Regions from separate parts of the Mus musculus genome. Here region 2 is linked to region 1. The links are chromatin loops, found by intact Hi-C in ENCODE. Cell type or tissue: gastrocnemius. All regions are shown on one strand.

Region 1 (4,000 bases):
GTGGGCAGTCTTCCCAGAGAACCGGGCTTCTCCTGCAACAAGGTGCCATGTGCCCCTGGATCTCACTGGAGCTCCTGATCCTGCTGTCCATGGGTCTCAAGCATTGCTTGAACCTTTGGACAGGAACCAAGTTGGCAGTTGGGTTTGGGTCACTCAGGATGGGGAACTATTTAGAAAACGCACACTCTCACCCGAGCTACCTGCTGTTTTCCACAGGGGACACAAATGATCTTCAATGCTGCCAAGGAGCTGGGCCAGCTGTCCAAACTTAAGGTGAGGGGGCAGAAGCTCTCAGGAGAAAGACTAGGAACAGATCAACAGGCAAAAATCCCTGCTCCCAGACCTGAATCCCACTTAAAATGTCCTTGAGTATAATGGATCAAGGATACAGATCACTTGATCCACAGCATGGAAAGCAAAGGCTCACAGTGTAAAAGCTTTGCCCACCTAACCTCTCCCTGCCATCCCCACAGGATCACATGGTGCGGGAAGAAGCCAAGAGCTTGACCCCGAAGCAGTGTGCTGTTGTTGAACTGGCCCTGGACACCATCAAGGTAAGGGAGGGGCTACAGAGGGTTTTAAGAGAGGGCATGAGAAAGTGGGATTTGAGGAATGCATAGGAATTTACAAAGTAAAGTATATGGGTAGCGAGCAGGGAGTAACTTTCCATCTGTGCATACAGTAAATACAGTGGTCCTGGGGCAGCTGTGGCCTGGTGAAGATGGGGAGGGTGAGAGGTGCTGGGAGCCATCTGAAGCCTCACTGTGTCCACCCTCAGCAATACTTCCACGCGGGGGGCGTTGGCCTCAAGAAGACCTTCCTGGAGAAGAGCCCGGACCTCCAGTCCCTGCGCTACGCCCTGTCGCTCTACACGCAAGCCACCGACCTGCTCATCAAAACCTTCGTGCAGACGCAGTCAGCGCAGGGTAAGGGAATCTGGTGCTTTCTTCCCGAGCCAACCAGAGTCTCCCCGCCCAGCCGCAGGCTCCTCCCCTGAATGACTGACAGAACTCCATGGGGGCGGGGCATCCGACATCTAGGCACCAAAGGTGATTCTTTCAAGACAAAGAAACAAGGGGTGATGGGCAGCCGTTGGAGGGAACCTCACTGACTCCAGAAGCCAGGATTTTAAAGCTTCCAGGGCAACGGAGTGACTGTCATTGAGGGGCGGGACCTGGTTGTCCGCTCTGGGGCAGGACTTCTATGGTACTCTTAGAATAAGAGAAAATTGACAGCTCTAGGTGAAATCTGATGTCATGGATTCAAAGCGTGGCTTCCTCCTTGGGGGCGGGGCCTCTGCGCTAAGTCAAAGATGTGGAATGATTGACAGGTCTAGGAGGTTCAAGGATCTGGCCCTGGGAGTTGTGGGGACCTGGGAGGTGCTGGGCCTCAGGTCTCCCCGATCCCTCTGTCTGTCTGTGTTGCTTCTGTCCCCGTCCCTCTGAGCTCTCTCCATGCAGCAGCTGAGGCCACAGGGCAGGGGTCCAAGGTCCTAGTATCTCTCTCTCTCTCTCTCTCTCTCTCTCTCGGGACCCCCGTTCAGAATTACCCCAAAGGTGCCATCTGGGCAGAGGTTGGTGACCTCAGGCTTTGTTCTTGTGGTGGAACGAGGGAGGTTGTTATCCATGGCCCCCAACCCCGCACAGCGGGTGGAGCCCAAGCCTCAGTTTCCTCTCCTGTTCTTGTTGCTTTTGGTGTCCCTAGTGTTCCCGGAGTGGGAGGCTGTCTGTCTGTCCGTCCGTCTGCACTGACGTTTCTTTCTCTCTCCCCTTCTCTCTCTCTCTTTCTCTCTCTCTCTCACTCTCTCATTCTCTCTTGCTCTCTCTCTTGCTCTCTTGTTCTTCCTGTCACTCGCTGCCCCCTTTCTGCGCCTCCCCCCCCCGCCCCCCCCCCCGCCACGTACACTCCTCCCTCCTCTCCTCCTCCCTCCCTGTCCATCCTGGTCAGTCCATGGTGGAAAAGGGACTAGGTTTACCCTTAGTGAAGACGTTTGTCCTGAGATGGGTACGTGCCTGCGCCGCCCGCCACCCGCACGCGGTGCCCGGTGCCTGCGCCCTTCCCCCTGCCCGGCTAGTAAGACCCCGGCCTTCCCGCACGGGGGCGCCATGTCCTCGCACATGGGGAAGGGCGGCTTGCTGGCTCCACCCAGGGAAGGAGTCCCCATCCCTTTCTCCCAAGACACACGCATCCCAGGCTGGGCCTGCGGCTTCCATTCCCAGAAAAGCACAAGAAAACTAAACAATGAAGTGTGCTCAGATCCTAAGTCAGCCATTCTGCAGCCAGCCTCCTCCCTGACTGTTCTGTCCCCTGGAAAACAGGGATAGTCAAGATGGACATTTCCAGGTGTGCCTGATGGCACAGGCCTGTGGTCCCTGTACTTGGGAAGCAGTGATAGGGGGATCACATGTTCCCACCAATCTTAGTCAAATACCCGCCCCCATCCAAAAAGAACTTGCATCCTGTCCAGTCTTCCCACAGGCACCTGAGGTTTCCTGTGGTTGAGGGTCAAGGCAGCCTCCTTCCCCTACAAGAGACTCTGGTTATGGTGGGAGGGTGGAGTGTGTGACAGCCCCTTCCTGGTGGAGCCAGCAAACCTGGGGTGGGGGCTGGCACCGCCCCCTCCTCACTTCTTACTAGCCTGGGCCTTGATCTGACCTTTTACACAACCCACCATGTCTAACTCCCCAGCACCCCACCTCTGGCCCGGACTGAGCTTGCTGAAGCATTGGCCTGGGGGGAGGGGGCTGAGCATGTGACTGGGGAGGTATCTGAGATGATATGGGTGACCACCTGAGGTGGACAGTGCTGGGGCCATGAGCGCAGGAGTCTCCTGGCCGCCCTGTTTCCTGATCCCCATCACTTCCTGTCCAGCACAGGTAACCTGGATGGACCTCTGATGATCATCTTGCCTTCCACATTCTCTTCCTTGCCATGCCCGTGCATGGGGTGCCCTGGGAGTGGAGAGCTGCCTGGGGCGGGGCGGGGCTGGGTGGGGTGGGGGGTATTGATGAGGTGCTGGTGGCCACAGCCTCACAGGCCCTGGGATGTGCATCTGAGTCACAGGTCTGGATGGTTAAAGCAGTAGTTTTTAAACTGACCCCTCATGAGTCCCCAGCATAACCAGCATGACACTTAATGGTGATTGGGAGGAGCCCTGCACATGGCTACCACACAGACAAATTAGTTGACTAGGAAACTAATATTAGGGGTTTGTTGACATCAGGAATGGCTGGATCCAGATTCCAATGCCATTGGTCAATTGGTATCCTTGGAGACCTTTGTGGCCAGATTACAATAAAAATTAGGAACTGAGTTTCTATTAGCCCAGCCTGGATCACATGACCATGCAGAGGGCAATCTGCTTCCCGGGCAGGAAATGCCCTATGTGGACTGTTGTAGCTCTCTAAGTCACCACAGCTTTTGAAGAGCTGCTCAGTGGGAACTGAAGTTTGCCAGTAGATCTGGAGTCAGGACAGGGGCGACAGAAGCTGTCATGTCAGAGGGCAGGGCATTCTGGGAGGCTTCAGAAGGCTGGGAAGGAGCCTGTGGGTGGGGCACTGGACTCTAAGGGCCTCTTGGGAGGGAGCCTGCAAGAAGACACAAGTGCTTCCTTGGAGCCTGAGATGGGAGCCACGGGAGGCTCTTGAGCAGAGGAGGGATGGGCTAGGCCAGGCCGTTTTTACTGTTGTATTGGTGGCCGAGAGGGAGGAGAGCCGACCCTGGGAAGCTACTAGCCAGGGTGTCAGGGTGGGAGCTGGGCCAGGTCTGTGCAGGACATGAGCAGATTCCAGATACATTTTGAAGGCAACATAGTCAGGACTTTTCTGGGTCCCACCACCTCGGGCTAGTGTGAGGACAGGGAATTGGGTGGACAGAGGCGAGAGGGAGAAAAGCTGTGGAAGAGTCGGCAGCACTGACAGCCAGAGAGAATCATTGAAGCAGGCTCAGGAGGCGGGAGAGAGAGCCCAGGAGAAAATGAGGCAGATGCACTCGGCTCAGG
Region 2 (4,000 bases), 69 kb after region 1:
CTGTCCTGGTACTACTTGTGCATAAAGAGGTATTCCTCCACCACCACCCACAGGGGAAAAAAAAAGAGGTGTTCCATCCCTCTTCCATCACAGCCCAATGAAGCAGACAGATAGGAAGTAAAGGCTCAGAAAAACACAGGTAGTCTCACAGGCCTGCCATCCTAATACTTGGAAATGAGACAAGAGGATTGCTACAAGCTCAAGGCTAGATCTAAAAACAAGAGGTGGGGACTGTAGCTCAGTTCCTGGAGTGCTGGTCCTGAATCCCCAGCATTGCATAAACCCACATGGGGTGCATACCTGCAATCTCAACCCAAGGAAGGCATAACTATCAGGAGTTTGAGGCTAACCTGGACTACATAGGGTGGCCCTGCCTCCAAATCAATAAAATCCCTGAGAAAAGTAAAAATAAGACAGGAGACCCCATCGCAGAAGCTGTAGGGCTCCAGGGGCACAGCTTTGAAGAGAGTCTCAAAGCTGGCCCCACAGCACCCTGGAAAGGAGAATTTAGTCATTCCTGGGGCTTCAGGGAGACACCTGCAGGGAGGATGGGAGCCATTGTAGGTAAGAGTGTCAGGGGGAGGAGGAGGAGTCATACTGTGCTGCGGCTCATAGAGGACTCTAGAACCTGCATCTTTTTTAGAGCTTTCCTTTTGCGGCTAAGGTGAGATACTGTGTGACAGGGTCTCCTGTAGCCCTCGCTGGCTTCCAACTGACTATGAAGTAAAGGCTGGCCCTGAACTCCTTTTTTTTTTTTTAAGATTTATTTATTATTATAAATAAGTACACTGTAGCTGACTTCAGACGCACCAGAAGTGGACATCAGATTTTATTACAGGTGGTTGTGAGCCACCATGTGGTTGCTGGGACTTGAACTCAGGACCTTTGGAAGAACAGTCAGTGCTCTTACCTGCTGAGCCACCTCTCCAGCCCTGGCCTTGAACTCCTGATCCTCCTGTCTGCCTCCCAAGTGCTGGGATGATAATCACCACACCTGGCATTTCTTACATTTACTTTTGTTTGGTGTGTGTGTGTGTGTGTGTGATTGCACTGCCCATATATGCAGGTGCATGGCAGTGTGTGTTCTCTGGGTCGGGATCTCTCACAGGAACCTGCCTCTCACACAGGGTGCCAGTAGCTAGCTCCAGGGTCTCTCAGTGACATCGCCCTCCAGGCATTTGGGTTGTTGGGACCAGAACTCCATTCCTTGGCCTTGGACAGCAAGTGCTCAACCCTCTGAGCCATCTTCTAACCTTTCTAGTACTGACTTGGAACTTAGAGCAATACCCCTGCCTTAGCCCTCTAAGTGCTGGATGGCAAGCATGAACCACCGCCACACCCAGCTTCTCCTTTGTCCTACCAGTAATAAAAATCAAAGGCTGTGACTCAAGACCCTGAGTTCTATCCCAGTTCTGAGAAAGACTCTATGTAACAACATCTGAACACGCAACCTCCAGAGGTCCACTGAGTCCAAGTGTGTCCTGATGAGGGCTAGGATCTGCCCTGAGACCCGGGGGGGGGGGAGCTGTGGAGTTTACCAACTTCCTGACCTTTCACCCATTTCATTGACTTTCTTCTTTCTTGCTCAAGTTTGAAGCTCCTGATCATGAGGGGCCCCATTCCACTGGTCATGATCAGAGTCAGGACAGCCACTCACTGCCCTGTGCAGATGTAGATTCCTTCACCCCACAAATGAGCAGCATTTCTATTCCCAGGGAAGAAATGCCAACTAGGAGGATCATAGAGGAACCTTCAATGGGGGACAAAGTTCATGTACCCTGATCCTGGTGCGGTGTGCAGGCTTCTCATTCAAGCACTTGGGAGGCTGATTTTTGAGGATCAGGAATTTCAGGCCATCCTTGTCACATAGAGAGACCCTGAGAGGGAGGGAACTACATAAGACTGGAGATGTGACTCGGAAGTCAAGAACACCGGCTGCTCTTTCAGGACCTGGGTTCAGTTCCCAGCACCCAGGTTGAGACAGGTAACTGCAGTTCTGGGGTGCTGTCGCCATCTCTTGGTGTGTGCTGGTACTGCACGTGGGTGCCACAGACTTGTGTGGAAGCAAACACACAGAAATGGAGGGTAGAGTGCTTGTGTGGTTCTGGGTTCTAACCACAGTCCCACCCACATAAATCAGCCTTGGAGGTGCACACTCATCATCCCAACATGCAGGAGGTGGAAGCAAAATTAGGAGTTCAAAATCACCCTTTTCTATCTAACCAGCCTGGGCTACAAAAACTAACCAAGAATCATAGGTTAAATCCTAGGAAGCAGAGACGAGCAGATTTCTGAGTTTGAAGCCAGCCTGGTCTACAAAGTGAGTTCCAGGACAGCCAGGGCTACACAGAGTCTGTCTCAAAATACCAACCAAACAAAGAAACAAACAAAAACTTTGGGTGAGCTGGGCCTGGAGACAATTGTCTTTAATCCCACCAGGCTGATTTCTGTGATATTTCAGTCAGCATAGTGAGTTCCAGGGCATAGCTCCACAATGAGAATCCGTCTGAGCCGGGCGTGGTGGCACACACCTTTAATCCCAGCACTCGGGAGGCAGAGGCAGGTGGATTTCTGAGTTCGAGGCCAGCCTGGTCTACAGAGTGAGTTCCAGGACAGCCAGGGCTACACAGAGAAACCCTGTCTCAGAAAAGAGAGAGAGAGAGAAAGAGAGAATCTGTTTTTGAGCGTGGAGGGCACCAAGTGGGTGGATTCTGGCTTAGCTGTGAGTGGGGTCCAGGGTCTACTGGAGATGCCGACAGCTGCTCGGTGTCCTCAGAACAGTTAAACCCCTGTCCCTGCCCATTCAGGGCATATGTACGATGTCAGCTGTACCCCAGTTAAGATCTCCCCAGGGTCTTCCCACATACTCTGTTTGGAACACTCTCTCCACAGTTCTTCCGCTCCTCCCTTAATCCCATAAGATTTCAGTCCAAACATCACACCCACGGAGAGGCCCTTTTTGCTCAGTTTGACGGAATTTAATAGCTTTTGACAATCTTTCCACACACAATTCCCAAACATTCCTCAGCTGGCCTCGCTGTTTGAAATCGCTGCCCCCAGGACCTCCCTCTTCACGTTGACAGACGCAAAACAATACAGATACATACAGCAAGTGGACACAGAAAGGGGGAGGCGGCGCGGCCTGGGCGGGTGCCGGGGCCCGAGGGTGCCCGCGAGTCCTCGGGCGACTCCTGTCGGCCATCGGAGGCAGCGCGCGCACCTGGAGTGGAGGGAGGCTGACAGCGCTCTCTCCGCAGGGACCTCGGGCGCCAGTTCTCTGTCCGTCAACTGCCAGCGGTTGTGGTACTTAAGCCTGGTGGGGACGTGCTGACAAGCGACGCCACGGAGGAGATCCAGCGTCTGGGACCCGCCTGCTTTGCCAACTGGCAGGAGGCCGCAGAGCTCCTGGACCGCAGCTTCCTGCAACCGGAGGATTTGGATGAGCCTGCGCGGCGCAGCATCACCGAGCCTCTGCGCCGTCGCAAGTACCGAGTAGACCGGGATGTCGGCCGGGAGCGGGGCCGAAACGGCCGCGACTCTGGTGACCCCCAGGGGGACGCGGGTACAAGGGCGGAGCTCTGGTGACTCCCAGGGTAGGAGTGGGGACGGAGCTCTGGTGACCCCCAAAGTACCCGGGTGCAGGGACAGAGGTCTGATGACCCCCTCCCCGCAAGGTACCCGGGTGCAGTGGTACCTCCAGAGGAACTCGGTGTAGGGGCAAGGCTCAGATTATCCTTGTCCTCTTCTAAGTTCAGTATGTTCCCTAAACAGCAGCCCAGGGTGGCCTTGAACTCACCATTCTCATGCCTCAGTGGAAGAGTAGCTGGAATGCCAGCCAAAAAGAGACAAGAGGTTTCTTTCCCAGATCTCCTCTAGTCTTTGAAAGAACATAGACTCCCACGAACAGATACCCTGAGCAAGATTCCCAGGTCTTAATCATGCACTAAAAATCCATAGAACCCCAAACTCAAAACTCCCATCCAAAACAAAACAAAAGAAG

What was found. Peaks named below come from ENCODE experiments on the same cell type or tissue, not always from the same donor. Only the 100,000 strongest peaks of a DNase experiment are listed, where the experiment ranks them.
Region 2: it touches region 1 in a loop (10-fold over the local background); 20 of 42 quality-filtered maps call a loop at or near these places.

What each region holds. Positions count from the first base shown.
Region 1 is chr8:71,631,443-71,635,442 of GRCm38, reverse strand. Unc13a (unc-13 homolog A) reads left to right here. Exons shown (of 44, transcript NM_001029873.2): 39 at 217-273; 40 at 474-554; 41 at 779-926. Among named protein-coding and RNA genes, the nearest start is that of Mir6769b, 2.3 kb to the right of the region's middle. In gastrocnemius, a CTCF peak has its summit at 2,082; DNase peaks (open chromatin) are centred at 958 and 2,097; H3K4me3 peaks cover 840 bases.
Region 2 is chr8:71,562,194-71,566,193 of GRCm38, reverse strand. Nxnl1 (nucleoredoxin-like 1) reads left to right here. Exons shown (of 2, transcript NM_145598.2): 2 at 3,258-4,000. The coding sequence ends at 3,585. Among named protein-coding and RNA genes, the nearest start is that of Nxnl1, 2.5 kb to the left of the region's middle. In gastrocnemius, a CTCF peak has its summit at 2,018; a DNase peak (open chromatin) is centred at 3,211; H3K4me3 peaks cover 709 bases; H3K27ac peaks cover 820 bases.